Regions from separate parts of the Homo sapiens genome. Here region 2 is linked to region 1. A link is a contact called in ENCODE Hi-C data. All regions are on one chromosome and are shown on one strand. Each heading gives the region's core, a stretch centred on a gene start or an enhancer-like site at or near the end of the contact. The rest is flanking DNA. Distances are from core to core; before and after follow the strand shown.

What was found. A loop is a pair of places that touch in the nucleus more often than their neighbours do. Pooled maps may share reads with other maps.
Region 2: a map of endothelial cell of umbilical vein shows a loop between it and region 1 (11-fold over the local background). The contact joins two enhancer-like sites. A Hi-C loop is called at or near these places in 3 of 168 maps with a recorded cell type or tissue (MCF 10A, chondrocyte and endothelial cell of umbilical vein) and 3 of 50 pooled maps.

Annotation. Positions count from the first base shown.
Region 1 is chr5:169,694,893-169,697,592 of GRCh38, forward strand. DOCK2 (dedicator of cytokinesis 2) reads left to right here. Exons shown (of 52, transcript NM_004946.3): 10 at 911-1,046. Among named protein-coding and RNA genes, the nearest start is that of DOCK2, 59 kb to the left of the region's middle. RefSeq lists an enhancer at 586-1,785. Within about 2 kb of position 1,264, at least 5 of the 41 ENCODE cell types and tissues checked have a DNase peak (open chromatin) inside an H3K27ac peak, as active enhancers do; they include endothelial cell of umbilical vein, where a contact is called at or near this core.
Region 2 is chr5:169,348,811-169,351,510 of GRCh38, forward strand. No RefSeq gene overlaps it. Among named protein-coding and RNA genes, the nearest start is that of SLIT3, 49 kb to the left of the region's middle. Within about 2 kb of position 1,386, at least 5 of the 41 ENCODE cell types and tissues checked have a DNase peak (open chromatin) inside an H3K27ac peak, as active enhancers do; they include endothelial cell of umbilical vein, where a contact is called at or near this core.

The sequences.
Region 1 (2,700 bases), core at 14-2,513:
TGAGCCTGGGAGACTGAGGCTGCAGTGAGCTGTGATCATGCTACTGCCCTCTAGCCTGTGTGACAGAGTGAAGCCCTGTCTCAAAATAAATAAAATAAATAAATAAACAAACAGATAGTTGACTGCAGTTTCCTGACCCCTTGAAGTCAGGTGCGGCCATATGCCTTTCTTTGGCAAATGACATGCAAGCAAAAAGTGATGTGCATCTCTCTTGGGTAGATGATTTAAAAGCCAGAAGTGATTTGCCACATTCCTTTCCCCTGTGGCAGAGACAGTGAGCGCACCCGTGCTGAGACAGAGCTGCCAGCCAAGGGCCCAGAGTAAGTAAGTAATCAGAGCCCCCACCCCTCTGCATTGGCCCTGTAGACTGCACCAGAAGTAAACTTCTGCTGTGTTGTAAGCACTGAGATATTGGGGTTGTTAGCACTACCTCAACCCAACTGATGGCCACACTTTAGATGTGCAGGAAATGGTAGCTGTTATGATTTTTTTCTCTTCCTTTTGTCTTCTCTCTCAGAGGTTCTGAGCAATGATGTGACCGATGGTGTCATCCGAGTCATCTGTAGCAAATGCTACTTTTGGATCTATCACCTCGGCATATGGGGAATCCTGTCTGTACAGCTGATATTCCACCTCTACCCTTCTCTTGCCCTATCATTTTGAGAGGGAAGAATTGGGATTAAACACTAGAGTTTTATCACTCATTTTCCTTTGCAAACCTTACCTTGCTTATCTGTGAAATGGATGTGAGAGCCTTGTTTCTATCTTTTCCAGGACTTATTGTATGATTGGTCCATGTATAGCAAGTATTATATACATCCCTCAGAAATTACTATTACTGGGTTTTCTTGTCTACCTTTTTTCCCCCATTCAGCACATGATGGTCAATTTTTTGTTTCTTTCCCCCCAGGATCTTGGAAACAAAGACCTCAACAGGGATAAAATTTACTTGATTTGTCAAATAGTCCGGGTCGGCAAGATGGATCTTAAGGATACTGGTGCAAAGAAGTGCACGCAGGGACTGAGGAGGCCCTTTGGGGTGGCAGGTAAGGGGCACACTCTGCATCATTGATTTTTATGGGAGCGCACATTTTATGTGGCTGAATTGTAATGATGATTTGTTTCCCAACCGCCTCCTGCTGCCCCCACCCCTGCAAAATTTATGCCAGACAGCCCTTAATAACTACATTTCTGGTGACTAAATCAAAATAATTGGTGACTAAGTCCAGATTTATGATGAACACAGTGAATCATGGGCTCCTCTTGTCTGGAGTAGAGCATCGGGAGACCGGGGCCGTCTGAGCAGTTGACACCTTTGCTCCCCAGCTCTGTGAAAAAGGAAAAACAATACAGGCAGGATCTAATTATGAGGAGCAAATCATTTAAAAAGTACATCTAGGACAGGAAATGCAGTTACACAGAATGAGTCACCTACCACACATCTAAATTCCAGATGGAAACGGACATTTGGAGAATTGGCGTGACCTGAGGCAGAGCCCTGCATGAGGCTGCTGTACAGCAACATCAGCTCTGCATTCCTCTTAAGCTTTAGCTCTCCTGGGGTTTCTAAGGCTTCGTCATTCTTGCCCCACTTTTATGGTTTTAGTTATGTTTGACTACCACTTGTACTGTTATTTACCAAATATAGTTTCTTTTAATCAACCTGCTTTACATAATGTATGTTTTTCATCAAAGGCGATTTAAATTCCTGTGAAAATGGCAATTTGATATGCCAGTTTTCTTTTTATTAAAATATAAAATTTTAAGAGTATACCGTGCATAACCCCTATGTACCATAGCTAACCTCAGTGTTTCAGGTTTCTCACTTCAAGATGCTCTGATCTGTAATCGCAGACCTGCTTACTCTCCAACTAGTCCCCTGGCACTGCTTGCAAAGCGGTGGAGTGGAGGATGTTTTACTGAGCTCACTGTTTTTTTTTTTTTTTTAACCTGGCACTGCGGCTAGCTAGCCAGCCAGTGATATTGGGCAAGCATTTTCCCCAGAGCCTTAGTTTTATTATGTGCAAAATGAAGGACTCATACCTGGTTAATTCATGAAATCCTCTACTGCTCTAAAATGCTCTGATTCTACTTGTGGGGGCATTTCTGACATCATGGTGTTTCTGTTAAGGCAGTAAGGATCCTTCAACCTTACTGCAAAGTGTGTCTTTGTCCTCAGCTGTAGCCTGCCCTCTCTTTTGGTGTCAGATGACAGAAATCTGATCTAAACTGGTAGAAGAAGGAAAAGAAAAGGTACTTTATTGGTGTAACTGAAGAGCTTATGAATAGATCGCTTCAGGCATAGCTGGATCCAGGAACTCAAATCAGTTTGTCTCTTTCTTGCTCCCATGTCCTCATGCTGGCTTACTATGAAGAATTTGTCTCTTTCTTGCTCAGCCCCTATGTCTTCATGCTGGCTTACTAAGAAGATGGCTGTCCAACTAGTTGGCAAATTATCAGCCAGCTGTTCCAAGCTTGCATCCTACCAACTTAGCAACCAGTGGAAAGAATGTACCTCTTTCCCATTAGTTTCAGCAGAAGCCCCAGGAGCTTTAATATAGGTCACGTCCTCATCTCCATAGTCTTTACTCTGGGCAGGGAGAGATGATTATCTGATCTACCAGGTCCTATGAATAACTTTGGAGCCAAAGGGAAATTGCCCTGCCCTAATCACAGCCCTGAGGATGGATGAGGAGAGTC
Region 2 (2,700 bases), core at 136-2,635, 350 kb before region 1:
ATAGCACTGCCAAGACTTTGACCCCAGCACTAATAGTAAATGCCTTTCAGTTGGAAGTTAGGCCCATAAGCACAAGGACATTTTGTGCTCAATCTCAGCCTCAGCTACTCCATTCTACTGTTTCTCCTCCTTCTCTCATAGAGCATACATCCCCACTGGAAGAAAGTGACAGAATAGAAGAAAGGTGCACAAAACCCTCTATTGGTTTTTTATCACATCAAAAAAAATCTGGATTCTTCACTATGGCCTTATAAAGCACTTCCTGGTTTGGCACCTGATTACACCTTCCATTTTATCTCTTACCCTCTCTCACTTTGCTCCAGCCACTTTGGCCTTCTTTCTTCCTTGAACATACAAGGTTCATTTCCAGTGCCAAGTATTTTCAGTCATTGTTTCCTCTATGGCAGGGGTCCCCTACCCCCAGGCTGTAGAATGGTACTGGTCGGGGCCCTGTTAGGAACTTGGCCACACATCAGGAGGTGAGCAGTAGGTGAGTGGGTGAAGCTTCATCTGTGTTTACGGTCACTCCCCATGGCTCACAATACCGCCTGAGCTCACCTCCTGTCAGATCAGCAGCAGGATTAGATTCTCATAGGACTGCAAACTCTATTGTAAACTGCACATGCGAGGGATCTGGGTTGGGTGCTCTTTATGAGAATCTAATGCCTGTTGATCTGTCACTCTCTCCCATCACCCCTAGATAGGACAGTCTAGTTGCAGGAAAACAAGCCCAGGGATCCCAGTGATTCTGCATTATGGTGAGTTGCATAATTATTTCATTATATATTACAATGTAATAATAATAGAAATAAAGTGTGCAACACATGTAATGTGCTGGAATCAACCCAAAACCATCCCTACCCTCGCCTCCATCTGTGGAAAACCCAGTCCCTGGTGCCAAAAAGGTTGAAGACCACTGGTCTATGGAAATGCTCTCTCTGTCCTTACATCTTATTATTGCTAGATCTTCATAATTCAGGTCTCAGCACAAATGCAGTGCTCCTAGAAAGACTAGCCCTGCCACACCATCTAAAATCCCACCCCACCTTATCCATCTGTATCACATTATCCTGTGTGATGCTCCTTAGGGTACTTATTACTTGGTATCCTCTTCTTTATATTTACTGGTTTAATTTCTCTTCCCTACCACATATAAGCTTTATAAGAGCAATCTTATTGATTGCTATATCCCAAGTGCCCAGAACAGTGCCTGACAGAGCAGTTATTCAAAAGATGTTTACTGGATTTGAGTGAATGATTGGGCTAGGTTAAACTATTGACTTTTGGATTATCTGTGCATTCCTGTGTTTCCTGCTCTAACTATTGTGCTTATGACCACAGACAACTCAGAAGGGCTTACATGGCAGAGGCTGAGTTAATGATACTGTTGGTCTGGCCCATAGGATTGAGATAGTCCACGCTGAGTCATTTCAGAGCTGTGTGGTATTTCAATCCAAGATTGCTCTGTAAACTATGATGGACTGCCTGCCCATGCATAAGGTACTTTCATCTGTAAAGAAGAATATTACAAGCTTTCTGACCTTAAAGGCTTCTCCTTAACTAGGCAGACAAGCAGATAAGCAAATGGTTTTTATACAATGTGAAAAGTAAGTTCAAATTATAGATGGACAAAGGAAGAATACAAGTTTAACAAATGGGGGGGTGTTAGAGTTATTTTCCCAAAAGTAGTGATGTCTGTTTGGAGCTTTAAAGCACAAAAAGGAGTTTGTCAGAAGCACATATAGGTATTCCAGGGAAACAATGGCACCACTAAGGTATAGAGGCAAGAAAGAGCCTGGGGAATTACAATAGTTTGGTAATGCCAGAATGCAAAATGTGCAGTTCAGGCTGGCAGAAGGAAACGAGGCTGGAATAGGAGCCAACAGGCTTATAATAATATATATCCTTGAGGTGCTAGATCCACCATATGTTTGAGGTCAAATACAAATATCTCAAATATCTTTCAGTCCAAAAGAGCCAACAATGAGTTGAGCTGAGAGCATGTTGCAACCTCCAGCCCCGCTTTGTACTCCCCTCGGGCACCATGAGCACCGTGCCCAACAATCTCAAAAGCCCCCACATGCTGGACCCATTAGGCACTGCATGCTCCACCGTCTGAGTCATTTCTCCCTCTGCCACTGGTGACTGAACCCAGAGGAACTCTCCACTAATTGAATTTGAGATGACTCACTCTAAACTAGGGACTTGAAACTCGAAAACCTTGGCAGCAATACCTTGGCAGTGAAATTCTTGGGTCATATTGTCCAGCTCATTGTCTGGGGAGCCAGTAGGAGCGAGGGGATGTAGTGTGGGTATCTGTCGGGGAGGAAGGTTGGAGGCAGGGACTTTGGGTTTTCTTAGAGACCTGGAAAGGATAAGAGCATTCACTGCATGTCATTGTTTGTTTGAGCTCCAGCTGGTAGCCAAGAGTTTTTAAAAAATGACATTCGAACATGTTTTGTTTGGCACACCTAGTTTTGTTTACAATATTTGATGCAACATTTTAAAGATAAGGAGCTTTTACATTACATACCACATTTCTGATTCTGTTAAAGCATTGAAAGACCTGGCAATAACCCACTGCAAGTGAAGAATGGATATCCCTGGTACAGGTGGTGTGCTCCCTAGGTTTCCAGAGTCTTCACCCCGATTTTTACATTCTGATGCCCCTGCACTTATATCCAGAATGTTTCACTTGTG